Regions from separate parts of the Homo sapiens genome. Here region 1 is linked to region 2. The links are chromatin contacts, found by Hi-C or POLR2A ChIA-PET in ENCODE. All regions are on one chromosome and are shown on one strand. Each heading gives the region's core, a stretch centred on a gene start or an enhancer-like site at or near the end of the contact. The rest is flanking DNA. Distances are from core to core; before and after follow the strand shown.

Region 1 (5,852 bases), core at 2,031-4,530, 330 kb after region 2:
CCTGAGTGGGGGCCTCATCTACCTAAGGACTCGTTTGCCTGAAGCTTCACCTGCCTGAGGACTCACCTGCCTGGGACGGTCACCTGTTGCAGCTTCACCTGCCTGGGGATTCACCTACCTGGGTCCTCACTTTCCTGGGGCCTCACCTGCTGGAGTCTTCGGTGGCCAGGTATGTCCCTTACCTGGGATTTCACATGCTGGCTTCCAGGAGCGTCCCCTGCGGAAGCCTGGCCTGCTGGGGATGTCTCCTGGGGACTTTGCCTACTGGGGACCTCGGCTGTTGGGGACTTTACCTGCTGGGACCTGCTCCCAGAGACCTTCCACACTGAATCTCACCTGCTAGGAGCCTCACCTGCTGGGGACCTCACCCTGGAGGGCACTGGGCCCTGGGAACTGGCACCCATGGGGCCCCACCCATGAGTGATGGTTCTGGCTGATTTGTTTGTGATGTTGTTAGCCGCCTGTGAGGGGTGCAGAGAGATAATCACCGCACCGTTTCCAGATGTAATACTGCAAAGAAAACCGATGATGAGGCCGGGTGCGGTGGCTCACACCTGTAATCCCAGCACTTTGGGAGGCCGAGGCAGGCGGATCACAAGGTCAGGAGATCGAGACCATCCTGGCCAATATGGTGAAACCCGTCTCTACTAAAAATACAAAAATTTGCCGGGCGTGGTGGTGCATGCCTGTAATCCCAGCTACTTGGGAAGCTGAGGCAGGAGAATCGCTTGAACCAGAGAGTCGGAGGTTGCAGTAAGCCGAGATCGCGCCACTGCACTCCAGCCTGGCGACAGAGCGAGACTCTGTCTCAAAAAAAAAAAAAAAAAAAAAAAAAATTAGCTGGGTGCGGTGGCCGGTGCCTGTAATCCCAGCTACCCAGGTGGCTGAGACACAAGAATCGCTTGAACCCAGGAGGCAGATGTTGTAGGGAGCCATGATCGCACCACTGCACTCCAACCTGGGCGACACAGTGAGACTGTCTCAAGAAAAAAAAAAAAAGGGGGGAGTGTCCCTTTCTGAGTGTGCAATTCTGTGTGGAAGGTGACTGTGTAGGATCATGGGTCCTGCCTGCTGAGCCCTTATGGGTGGTGATCTCTGTGTCTTGTGAGTGTGCTTGTGTGTGTGTGTGAGAGAGACCCTCATCCGGTGTGCCGATGCGCTGATGACAACCGCAGCCCCAGGGAACTGCAGGGGCTTCTCGGTTTATTTATGTTCCAATTCCCTGGTGGGCTGGGCCCGCGCCCTGTGGTTGGGACGCTGGATCTGGGTGGGAGACAGGAAGGCCGAGGTCCGGGAGGCCCCGGAGGGTGGGCAACACTCACACACACATGCACACTGTGGCAGGGGAGCTTCGGGGGGGCGGCAGACCCCTGATGGTCAGCTTTCTCGCTGTGTGTCCTGGGCTGAACAACACTCCTCTCTGAGGCCAGGCCATCTAGGATGGGGAAACTGAGGCTCGGAGTAAGCGTCACTTGGGCTTCCGCAGCGTCTGGGAACTCCGGCCTCTCTGCGGAGGCCGGGCTGAGTCGGCCCAAAGGGTGGAGGAATCCACCACCTTAAACCTCAGAGTCAGAAGACTGCGGGGGTAGGCGGGGACCCCAGCCAGCGGCAGCCCTGAAACTGCTTCCCAAGCAGATCACCCGCCTGGCCGCCAAGCCCTGCTCTCAGGGCTCCCTGGAAGTCCTGCTGATTAGCCGCCTTGAGTGTCTCCAGCTGTAGCTGTGGGTCCCCGGGAGCCAGGGGCTAGGGATGTTCCTTCATGGCTGGGTGATTCTCCCTGGGGGCGGTTTCCGATCTGCGCCCTCCAGCTTTGCGGGGGGTGGGGGGATGCGGGCTGAGCCTGGGAAGGGACACTGTGGTTAGAGGGTGGTCCTAAGGGCAGACGTGTGGGAAGGAGGGGAGGGGGCCCAGCTAAGGAGAAGGGTTGTAGCCTTGGGAACCCCCAGTCTGAGGGGCAGGAGGGGAGGAGTCTCGCCTCGCCGGTGCCTGCTCTGGGCTCGCAGTGCCCGCCCCTTCCCCGCCCCTCAGACCGACCGTGGGACCCGCCGACCCCTCCCGCGCTCTGGCAACCCAACACCCGAGGCCTGCCAAGCATCAAGGTGACACCGTGGGGAAATCTAAACACCGAGCCGGGCTTTTTCCATACTCCGCAGGGGCTCGTCGTAAATCCCCCCCGTGGAGGCCCGGCCAGGGCTTTTATGGGCCGAGGACCCAGGTCTCTGGGGACCCAGCTCTACACCAGCAGGCGCCGGCTTCGGGCTGGATGGGGCTGGCGCCCGCCCCAGGCCTCTCCCCGCCGGGAGGTGGGCAGCGTGCGGGTATTTTTAGTAGCTGGTGGAAGGAGATAGTGGCTTTCAGCTCACCCTGGTGGGCGAAGACCGGCCCGAGGAGGCCGTCGGATAAGGGAGGCCCAGGTCCACCTGGACCTCACTCTCCTCACCCCCAGAGTGGCTCCCCCTTCCTAGAAACCCACATAGCGGGATCAGTGCGGACAGGGAGACGCTGGGGAACTGATTCCACCTGGATCTCAGGCTCCTCACCCACAGTGTCTCCCCCTTTCCCCCTCTCCAGAAGTCCACACAGCAGAGAGGTGCAGTCAGGAACAAGCTGGGGAAACTGGGTCCACCTAGACCTCAGTCTCTTCATCCCAGAAGCGAGAGGTGCAGTCAGCGACAATCTGGGGAAACTGGGCCCACCTAGACTTCAGTGTCTTCATCCCAGAAGCCCGCACCGCGGAGAGGTGCGGAAGGGAACAAGCTGGGGAAACGGGGTCCACCTAGACCTCGGTCTCTTCATCCGAGCGTAGCTTCCCTTTCCCCTCCCCAGAAGCCCACACAGCGAAGAGGTGCGGACCGGAACACGCTCGGGACGGGCAGAGGGACCCGTAGGGAGGCAGGAAGGACGGTCCCTGCCAACATAGCCCCATTCACCCCATTTTCCTTTTTGTCCGCCATAAACTGGACCCACTTTGCATCTACCCTTCCCCCAAAGCAAACAGCATCCTCCCACTACCCTGCAGCTGGGCCCCCCCCACTGGTCCCCGCTTTCCCGGTGGAGACGGCGACGTGGCCCACACGCGAGCCCCTCGCCGAGGATGAATCACCAGCCAGCTCGAGTTGCCACACTTTATCTCAGTACAGTTATCGCGAGAGTCCCGGGGCCGCGCCGGCGTGCTCTACGCACGCGCAGTCTTTCGCGGGGCCGGCCAGTGGTGCCGTCGAGGCGGGGGGAGTGGCCGCCGCGCCGGCCGAGTGAGGTAGGGTCACACGCAGGCGCACTCGCGCGCCGACAGCTCGTGCACCGTGTGGTAGCGGCTGTGCGCGTCCAGGAAGGACACCTCGTCCTCGTAGGCCGTCGGGCGGCAGCAGGGCTGCGCGCGCACCCGCTCCCGCCGCAGGCGCCGCCGCTGGCGCAGTCGTCGCAGCCCGAGGTCGTAGACGCGCGCGGCAGCCTCGCAGGCGCCTGCGCAGTAGCGGAACAGCACCGTCTCGTCGGACGCGTAGCCCAGGCCCAGCTCGCTCACGCGCACCTCCAGCTCGCGCAGCCCGCAAGGCCGCGCCCCCAACCGCGCACGCGCGCGCCGCCGCCGGGGCCCCGCCCGACGGCGCGGACCTGGGGGCCGCCCAGCCCAGGGCGTCAGCTCGCGCAGCTCCATCGCATCCGGGGCCCCCTGCAGGAGTGCACGGTCTGCGAGGGGAGGAAGAGAAAGGAGGGGGGGTCAGTGGGTGCAGGGGGTGGGAGGGAGCCCCCTACCCTCTCTGTACCCCTGCAAACGAAGACCCTTGCTGGGACGCCAGGCCTAGACGGCTTCTCGTCTCACTCCCAGGTCCCAAATTTCCCCACCCTCTTGCTGAGCTGCTCATGCACCCTCTCTGGGCGGCACTGGGGGGCACGTACACACTCACACCCCTACGCTGGTCCAAAACCCCTTTCTGAACCCTGAGCCTATATTGGCTGCCCAGAACCTGGTCCATCCTTTCTGGGCCGCTTTCCAGCCCGTCTCACCTTGAGCTGAGCTGACCGGGGTCTCTAACTCACCTCCTCTGGGCCCCTCTCTCACCCCATTGCTGCTCCATTCTCCTCGTCCTCCATCGCAAATCTATCTGGACCCCGCCCCTATGCTGGGCTGCCCCAGGACACTGGTGCATCCTCTCTGGGCAGCACTGGGGGGCTGCTTCCCATGCCCTATCCCTCTTTAGTGAGGTTGTCATAGGTCTCTAGAGCCCCCTCTTCAGGCCCCGACGTCTGCTCTGAGGCCCCGGGCTTTTCAGACTCCCTCCATCCCCACTGCCCCGCTGTGCAGTGGAGCCTCAGTTTCCCTATCCAAGAAATGAATCGGGGTGTTTGGGTTTCTCAGAATGCAGAGGAGCAGCAGGTACCGCAGCCTACTGCATCCGAAGCCTGTGTGGGGACCCCACTCCATGGAGTGGCAGCAGCTACTGTCAAGGCCACCCCCATGTGACAGGTGACAAAACGGACCATCCCAAGGTCACATCATTAGCAGGTGGCCGAGAGAGAGCGACAGAGGCGGGCTTAAAGGTCATTCTTCCTGCCTTCATCGTTCACCCAAGTTTGGCCCAGGTCCAGCCGCTTTCTCCCACACTCGCCAGGAGGTGCCCAAGTCACCGATTCCCAGGGCCTGGCAGCCTAAATTTATTACCCAAGCGGTGGCTCCACCCCCAAACTCGGAAGCCCCGGGAGAGAACTGCAGACGCTGGAATGACAGGCAGCGCTGCTGGCGGACCTGCAGGCAGGGGACTCCCAGCCCCAGAGCAGGTGGCAGTCACGCTTGTGGTTGGGAGAGGAAATCTTTAGTCCCCACCTGCCCCCCGGGCTGGTGCACCTGGCTGTCAAAAGAATGAGCCTCTGGGTGGCCCTGGGGAAGGAGGGGCTGTCTGTCTCCTGGGGTTTGGTGGGGGAGGAGATGTCTGTTCCCACAGGGGGTCTCAGAAACGAGACAAACCCAGCCTCAGAGCATGACTCTGCCACTTTCGCCACTTGCAACCTCAGGCCTCAGTTTCCCTGTCTGTCCCATGAAGCTTCCATGATCTCTGTCTTGGCCGGGGCTGAGAGGGTGGGAAATCGGTGCGGGGGGTGGGCGATGACTGAGCAACCTAGTCCGTGTTCTTTAAGCCCCGGAGCAGGACTGGAGTGGCCAGGACTGTGCTGGGGGGTTAGGGGGCACACCCAACCCCAGAGGGGTGCATCGAAGCAGACATTTGTGGGCTTGCCCGATACAATACAGGTGCCCGGCTAAATCTGAATTCCATATAAACAATGAATAATCTTTTTTTTTTTTTTGAGACGGAGTCTCGCTCTGTCGCCCAGGCTGGAGTGCAGTGGCGCGATCTCGGCTCACTGCAAGCTCCGCCTCCCGGGTTCACGCCATTCTCCCGCCTCAGCCTCCCGAGTAGCTGGGACTACAGGCGCCCGCCACCACGCCCGGCTAATTTTTTTGTAATTTTAGTAGAGACAGGGTTTCACAGTGTTAGCCAGAATGGTCTCCATCTCCTGACCTCGTGATCCGCCCACCTCGGCCTCCCAAAGTGCTGGGATCACAGGCGTGAGCCACCGCACCTGGCAACAATGAATCATCTTTTAGGATGTCTGTCCCTGCCTCCCTGCAGCGGGGCTGGCTGCTTGCACAGGGGCTAGAACACAAGGTCCCCAGCCTGAAATTCCACCAGGAGCCTAGAACATGGGGACTTGGGGAGTCAGTGGCCACTCGCTTTTTGCAGTAGGGCAGACAGGCACCCGCCCATGGGCCCTGACCCTCCGCAGTGCCTGAAATTCCTCCATTCGTGCTTTGCCCCCCGCACCCCAAGTCCTGGAGCACTGGATTTTGGGGGTCC
Region 2 (6,620 bases), core at 3,924-6,423:
GTAATCCCAGCACTTTGGGAGGCCAAGGCGGTGGATCACCTGAGGTCAGGAGTTCAAGACCAGCCTGGCCAACTTGGTGAAACCCTGTCTCTAATAAACATACAAAAATTAGCCAGGCATGGTGGCGGGTGCCTGTAATCCCAGCTACCTGGGAGGCTGAGGCAGGAAAATCACTTGAACGGAGGCAGAGGTTGCAGTGAGCCAAGATTGCGCCACTGCACTCCAGCCTGGGCGACAGAGGGAGACCCCATCTCAAAACACACACACACACACACACACACACACACACACACACACACACACACACAACCTTCCTGACTCACACAGAGGAATCATTGTCTGCTGGGTGCATACCCTGCCAGACATTTTTCTGCTTTTGACATGGCCAGCATTCCTTGATCTCAATCACTGCACTCTGCTGCCCCCTAGTGAAGCAACTACGCTACTCTCTAACCCCCAATGGTGAAGGAGCCACACTGCGTACTAGACCCTGGAATGCCACCCTGCCCCTGGAAGCCAACAAGAGAAACAGCCCAAAGGCCACCACTCCAGAGCAAAGGGACTTTGGCGTACGTTGTCATGACTGAGCATCACTCCCTTGGGTATGCCTGTGGTCCCTGAAGTGTAGATGAGCACTGCGCATTGATTCGCCTTCTGGCTCTCGATGACCTGCTCCAGTTGGGTGTCAGGGATACTTCTGCCAAGTTCCATGAAATCATCCCACTGTGGACAGAAAAGACAAGCGGAGGATGAGAAGGCAGTCGGGAGTCCTCTCACCCAGCCAGACCTCGTCCTATCAGCTTTTCCTAAAGAATGATCCTCAGCAGGTGGAAGGGCTTAGGATGTGCCAGTCCTGGCACCTCTTACAAAAGTCCCAAGATCTCTGCTTCCAGTTCTGCCACTTCCTCGCAGCGTCACCAAGCCACTTAAGCTCCCTGTGCCTCAGTTTCCTCATTTGTAAAATGGGAATGATGTCAGGACGCAACTCCTTGGGTTGTTCTAAGCAGTAAGAGAGTTAATATATGCAAAGTGCTCAGAATAGTAGTTGGCAGGTGGTAAGTGTTCTACGGAGTTAGGTATTATTTGTTCGCTGCCTTCCCAAATTCCACTCCCCACTCTACTTCTTAGTCACCAATTGGATGGGGCTGACTTCACCCACAGATCTGGAAGTCAACCCTAATTGGCTCAAACTGTTCTATCAGCCTGGGTTATGGTGATTGGATCAAGTCTGGACATGTGACCTCAAGTGGTCCAATCATAATGAAGATGAAGACTTTACCTGGGAATTCTGAGACACAGACTGTGTATGTGAATGAGTCAAGATGTAGCTCTAGGAGCTGCTGAACCATCTCAGGACTATGTGAGAAAGCAAGGCTGGAGCGGAGCCAAGAAATAGAGAAAGGAAAATAGAGCCTGGGCACATTCTTTGAGCCCCTGGTTCCAGCCATGCCTGAAATCCACGCCCTGAACTGTAGTTGCATGGTCCAACAGATTATCTTTTTGTTTGTTTGTTGCTTAAGCCATTTGGGGTCAGACTTTTGTCACTTACGACCAAAGGCATCCTTATTGATAATTGATGCATTGCCTCACTCTGGCAGGTGAAGAAGCTGAGGCTCAGGGGTGGTAGATTACTTGCCCAAGGCAGATTACTTAAGGCAAGTGAAGAGAGGAGCTAGCATTCAAACCCAAGGTCTGACTCCAGAGCCTGTGCTCTTAACTATGACAGAATTCGGTGCCGCAAAGTGAACTCTTGGGTTGTATCGACTGAGCATCACATGGGATCTGCAGAAATTCTACCATTGAACCCCCAACAAAGCACTGGATGAGGGTGATGCGCTGACTTAAAGATGGAGGCCCCTCGGCCAGGCACGGTGGCTCACACCTGTAATCCCAGCACTGGGAGGCTGAGGTGGGCGGATCACGAGGTCAGGAGTTCAAGACCAACATGGCCAGCATGGTGAAACCCCATCTCTACTAAAAATACAAAAATTAGCCGGGTGTGGTGGCAGGCGCCTGTAATCCCAGCTCCTCAGGATGCTGAGGCAGGAGAATCGCTTGAAATGGGGAGGTGGAGATTGCAGTGAGCCAAGATCACGCCACTGCACTCCAGCCTGGGCAACAGAGTGAAACTCCATCTCAAAAAAAAAAAAAAAAGGCCCCTCAAAGTCCTCTACAGATGGCCAGTGTTGCCTGAAACCTGCCCAGGGTGATGCTGGCTTCATCTGAGCAGGCAAAGCCCTTTGCCCAGATAATCTGTAACAAGGTAGGGCAAGGGTGAGAGGAAGAGCACACACAAGCCCTCTGGGGGAACCTGTCCTTTCTCAGAGATGCCCCTAGGTCTCCCTACAAAGGGTGTTCCTTCAAAGGCCGGTAGAAGACCCCCGGCTTCCACAGCCACAAATGACTGGATTGGGATGGGCACCAGACCCATGCTGGTCCAATCCAATCCCCTGTCTTGGAGATCTGGGTTGGTCCTCAGTCTGTTGGGCACACAGATGCCAAGCATCACAACTGGCACAGTTCATTGTCTTACTCGGCCATTTTCCTTCCCAAATGTCACAGTCCACTTTCTCAGTCTCATTCGTTTTTGCTCATTTCTGGGTCCTAAACTAAATCTTTTTCTTTCTTTCTTTCTTTTTTCTTTTGAGACAAGAGTCTTGCTCTGTCACCCAGGCTGGAGTGCAATGGCGTGATCTCAGCTCACTGCAACCTCCACCTCCCAGGTTCAAGTGATCCTCTTTAGCCTCCCGAGTAGCTTGGACAGGCATGCACCACCACGCCTGGCTGTTTTTTTTTTTTTTTTTTGTATTTTATTTTATTTATTTGTTTATTTGGAGACAGAGTCTTGCTCTGTCGCCCAGGCTGGAGTGCAGTGGCGTGATCTCCGCTCACTGCTCTTGGCTCACTGCAACCTCTGCCTCTTGGGATCAAGTGATTCTCCTCTCTCAGCCTCCTGAGTAGCTGAGACTACAGGTGCGTGCCACCACGCCCGGCTAATTTTTGTATTTTTAGTAGAGGTGGGGTTTCACCATATTGGTCAGGATGGTCTCGAACTCCTGACCTCAGGTTATCCACCCACCTCGGCTTCCCAAAGTGCTGGGATTACAGGCATGAGCCACCACACCCAGCCTTTTTTTTTTTAGATGGAGTCTCGCTCTTTCGCCAGGCTTGAGTGCAGTGGCACTATCTCGGCTCACTGCAACCTCCGCTTCCCGGGTTCAAGTGATTCCCCTGCCTCAGCCTCCTGAGCAGCTGGGACTACAGGCGCATGCCACCATGCCCAGCTAATTTTTTGTATTTTTTAGTAGAGACGGGGTTTCACCATGTTGGCCAGGATGGTCTGTACCTCCTGACCTCATGATCTGCCCGCCTCAGCCTCCCAAAGTGCTGGGATTACAGGTGTGAGCCACTGTGCTTGGGCGATTATTATTATTATTATTATTATTATTATTATTATTATTATTATTTGTATTTTTAGTAGAGACAGGGTTTCTCCATGTTGGCCAGGCTAGTCTCGAACTCTTGACCTCAGGTTATTTGTCCACCTCAGCCTCCCAATTACAGGCATGAGCTACTGTGCCCAGCCTAAACAGAATCTTAAAATGGTAGGTTCTACTCTCCCTTGCAGAGGAGTAGATGCCCTTCTATGTGACTCTCCCCTATAAATTAGCGTCTTCAACCAGGGGTGATACTACTCCACCACCGCCCACCCTCCCCCCACCAGGGTATATTAGGCAGTGTCTGGAGACACTTTTGGTTGTTTCAAGTGGGAGGCAGGGGATATATTCCTGGCATCCAGTGAGTGGAGGCCAGCAATGCAGCTCAACATCCTACAGGGCGTCGGACAGCTCCTTAGAGAATTACCTGCCCCAAATGTCAACAGCAAGGAGGTTGAGAAACCCTGCTGTAAGTGTTATTGCTAACAAAGTAGTCTTTTAAGTTATCCGAGACTTAAGACTGTTGCTGTAGTGGTCACTTTGAACCTCTAAAAAGTTTGTAATTTTTTTTTTTTTTTTTTTTTTGAGACGGAGTCTTGCTCTGTTGCCCAGGCTGGAGTGCAGTGGCGCGATCTCAGCTCACTGCAAGCTCCGCCTCCTGGGTTCACGCCATTCTCCTGTCTCAGCCTCCCGAGTAGCTGGGACTACAGGCGCCCACCACCACGCCTGGATAATTTTTTTGTATTTTCAATAGAGACGGGGTTTCACCGTGTTAGCCAGGATGGTCTCGATCTTCTGACCTCGTGATCCGCCTGCCTCGGCCTCCCAAAGTGCTGGGATTACAGGTGTGAGCCACTGGCGCCCGGCCTTTTTTTTTTTTTTTTTTTGAGACAGAGTCTCACTCTGTTGCCAGGCTGGAGTGCAGTGGTGTGATCTCGGCTCACTGGAACCTCCGCCTCCCGGGTTCAAGCGATTCTCCTGCCTCAACCTCCTGAGTAGCTGGGACTACAGGCACGTACCACCATGCCCAGCTAATTTTTGTATTTTTAGTAGAGACGGTGTTTCACCATGTTGACCAGGATGGTCTCGATCTCCTGAGAAGTCTGCAATTCTAATTGGTTGTCTTAGTCATTGTTATAACAAATTTTGGCTTGGGTATAAATAAAATATTTAAACTTAATGTTGTTAGTTTTAACATAATTTTCAACTTTTTAGTATATTGTTTAATTATCTTAATGTTCTTGGGAAAAAATTAATAACAAAATGACTGATTTTTTTTAGCCACCAGTTTTGGTGGTGATTTGTTGCCCAGCAGTAATTAGCCAGAACAGACACTGTTCATTAATCAGTCCCTTCATGCCAGAAGGGAAAAATGCGTCCCAAAGGTCCCGCCTACGTCCTTTTGCTAGGCCCCCACGCATTGCTCACCTCCCATTTCCCTTTGCAAAGGCCACATCCACTTCCCTTTGCAAAGCCCCACCCACTACATTTATGAAGCCCCACCCACATCCCTTTGCAAACCCCCACCTACCACATTTGTGAGGCCCCATTCCATCTCTGCTTACCTCCCACTTTCTTTGAAAGGCCACACCCACTTCCCTTGTAAGGTCACACCCCCTCCCTCTGCTCACATTTCACGTCCTTTGAAAGGTCACACCCACTTTCCTCACAAGGCCCCACCCACTTCCTTTCCTCACCTTTCACTTCCTTTGAGAGTCCCCACCTACTTCCTTTGAGAGTTCCCACCCTTGCCAGGTCCGACCTCCTCCCTCTGCTCACCTTCCACTTAGGCCACGCCCACTTTTCTTGCAAGGCCCCGCCCTCCCCTTTCCCCAGTGCCCACCTCCCACACTTACAGAGTACAAGTTGTTGTTCTTCTTCATTGGCAGTCTGTACTGGATGATCGCTTTTAGGGGCTCTAGGCTGCTCTGTGGAATCTGAAAGAAAGTTCCCTGTGGGCTTCATGGCAACCCAGCCCTGGGAAAGACTAAAGCTGGGTTAGATGTCCTAAGTAAGCTCTCTCCAGCAACTCTAGCCTCTTTTTTTTTTTTTGAGACACAGTCTTGCTCTGTCGCCCAGGCTGGAGTGCATTGGCCCAATCTCGGCTCACTGCAACCTCCGCCTCCCGGGTTGAAGCCATTCTCCCACCTCAGCCTCCTGAGTATCTGGGATTGCAGGCATGTGCCACCATGCCCAGCTAATTTTTGTATTTTTAGTAGAGCCGGGGTTTCACCGTATTGGCCAGGCTGGTCTCGAACTCCTGACCCCAGGTGATCCCCCCGCCTCGGCCTCCCAAAGTGCTGGGATTACAGGCGTGAGCCACTGTGCCCAGCCTCCAGCCTCTTTTCTTCCCCTGCCCACACTATAAAATGCTGCTATTGGTCTTGACTGACTCCAAATGACTTGGTTTCAGGACTCCTGGATTCTTTGTAGTCCATATCAGTAGCTTCCAACAGTGTCGGTAGAGGATGACAATAGTCTGCCCGAGACAACACATCTCTGACCAAATTATGCTACACAGAATTGTGGATCTTGGTTGATGAGCTAAAAGAAGTCCCTCATGGCTCTTCCTTTTCCAGGACTTTGCACCTTGCAGCCCAGATTTAGCTAACCTTTTACTCGGAGTCAGGCAATAAAAATCCTTCATGAAGTTGGCTGGAACCTGGACAAGTGCAGAGCCCTCTACCCATACCTAGCACGGTAAGGTTCAGGTGACCTGCGGGATTCTTTTTTCTTTTCTTTCTTTCTTTTTTTTTTTTTTTGAGACGGAGTCTCACTCAGTCACCTAGGCTAGAGTGCAGTGGCGCTATCTCAGCTCACTCCAAGCTCCGCCTCCTGGGTTCATGCCATTCTCCTGCCTCAGCCTCCCGAGTAGCTGGGACTACAGGCGCCCGCCACCATGCTTGGCTAATTTTTTGTAGTTTTAGTAGAGATGGGGTTTCACTGTGTTAGCCAGGATGGTCTCGATCTCCTGACCTCGTGATCCGCCCACCTCAGCCTCCCAAAGTGCTGGGATTACAGGCATGAGCCACCACGCCCGGCCCCTGCGAGATTTTTATACTCTGTTCATGCCAAAGAAAGCGGGATGGGGTCTCTCTATGACACTTCTAGCCAATCCAATGAAAAAGTTACTTGCAACATCCATTTTGCTAATCATAACCACGCCTCTGGCATGCATTGGAG

What was found. Hi-C counts contacts between places; a loop is a spot of excess contacts on that map. ChIA-PET counts read pairs that join two places held with the same protein, here RNA polymerase II (POLR2A). Pooled maps may share reads with other maps.
Region 1: a pooled map shows a loop between it and region 2 (4-fold over the local background). The contact joins two enhancer-like sites. A Hi-C loop is called at or near these places in 1 of 50 pooled maps. POLR2A ChIA-PET finds 5 or more read pairs at or near these places in 2 of 52 experiments (GM10248 and activated CD4-positive, alpha-beta T cell).

The regions. Positions count from the first base shown.
Region 1 is chr19:5,825,584-5,831,435 of GRCh38, reverse strand. It overlaps NRTN (neurturin), which reads right to left. Exons shown (of 3, transcript NM_004558.5): 3 at 3,112-3,687. The coding sequence ends at 3,263. It overlaps FUT6 (fucosyltransferase 6), which reads left to right. Exons shown (of 3, transcript NM_000150.4): 3 at 1-1,028. Among named protein-coding and RNA genes, the nearest start is that of FUT6, 11 kb to the left of the region's middle. RefSeq lists silencers at 2,326-2,375, 3,076-3,405, 3,576-3,645, 4,444-4,738 and an enhancer at 3,013-3,701. Within about 2 kb of position 3,280, at least 30 of the 41 ENCODE cell types and tissues checked have a DNase peak (open chromatin) inside an H3K27ac peak, as active enhancers do.
Region 2 is chr19:6,159,969-6,166,588 of GRCh38, reverse strand. It overlaps ACSBG2 (acyl-CoA synthetase bubblegum family member 2), which reads right to left. Exons shown (of 15, transcript NM_030924.5): 6 at 5,294-5,374; 7 at 574-723. The region is part of intron 2 of LOC105372255 (a long non-coding RNA gene); the gene reads left to right. Among named protein-coding and RNA genes, the nearest start is that of ACSBG2, 28 kb to the right of the region's middle. RefSeq lists a silencer at 5,045-5,104. Within about 2 kb of position 5,173, at least 4 of the 41 ENCODE cell types and tissues checked have a DNase peak (open chromatin) inside an H3K27ac peak, as active enhancers do.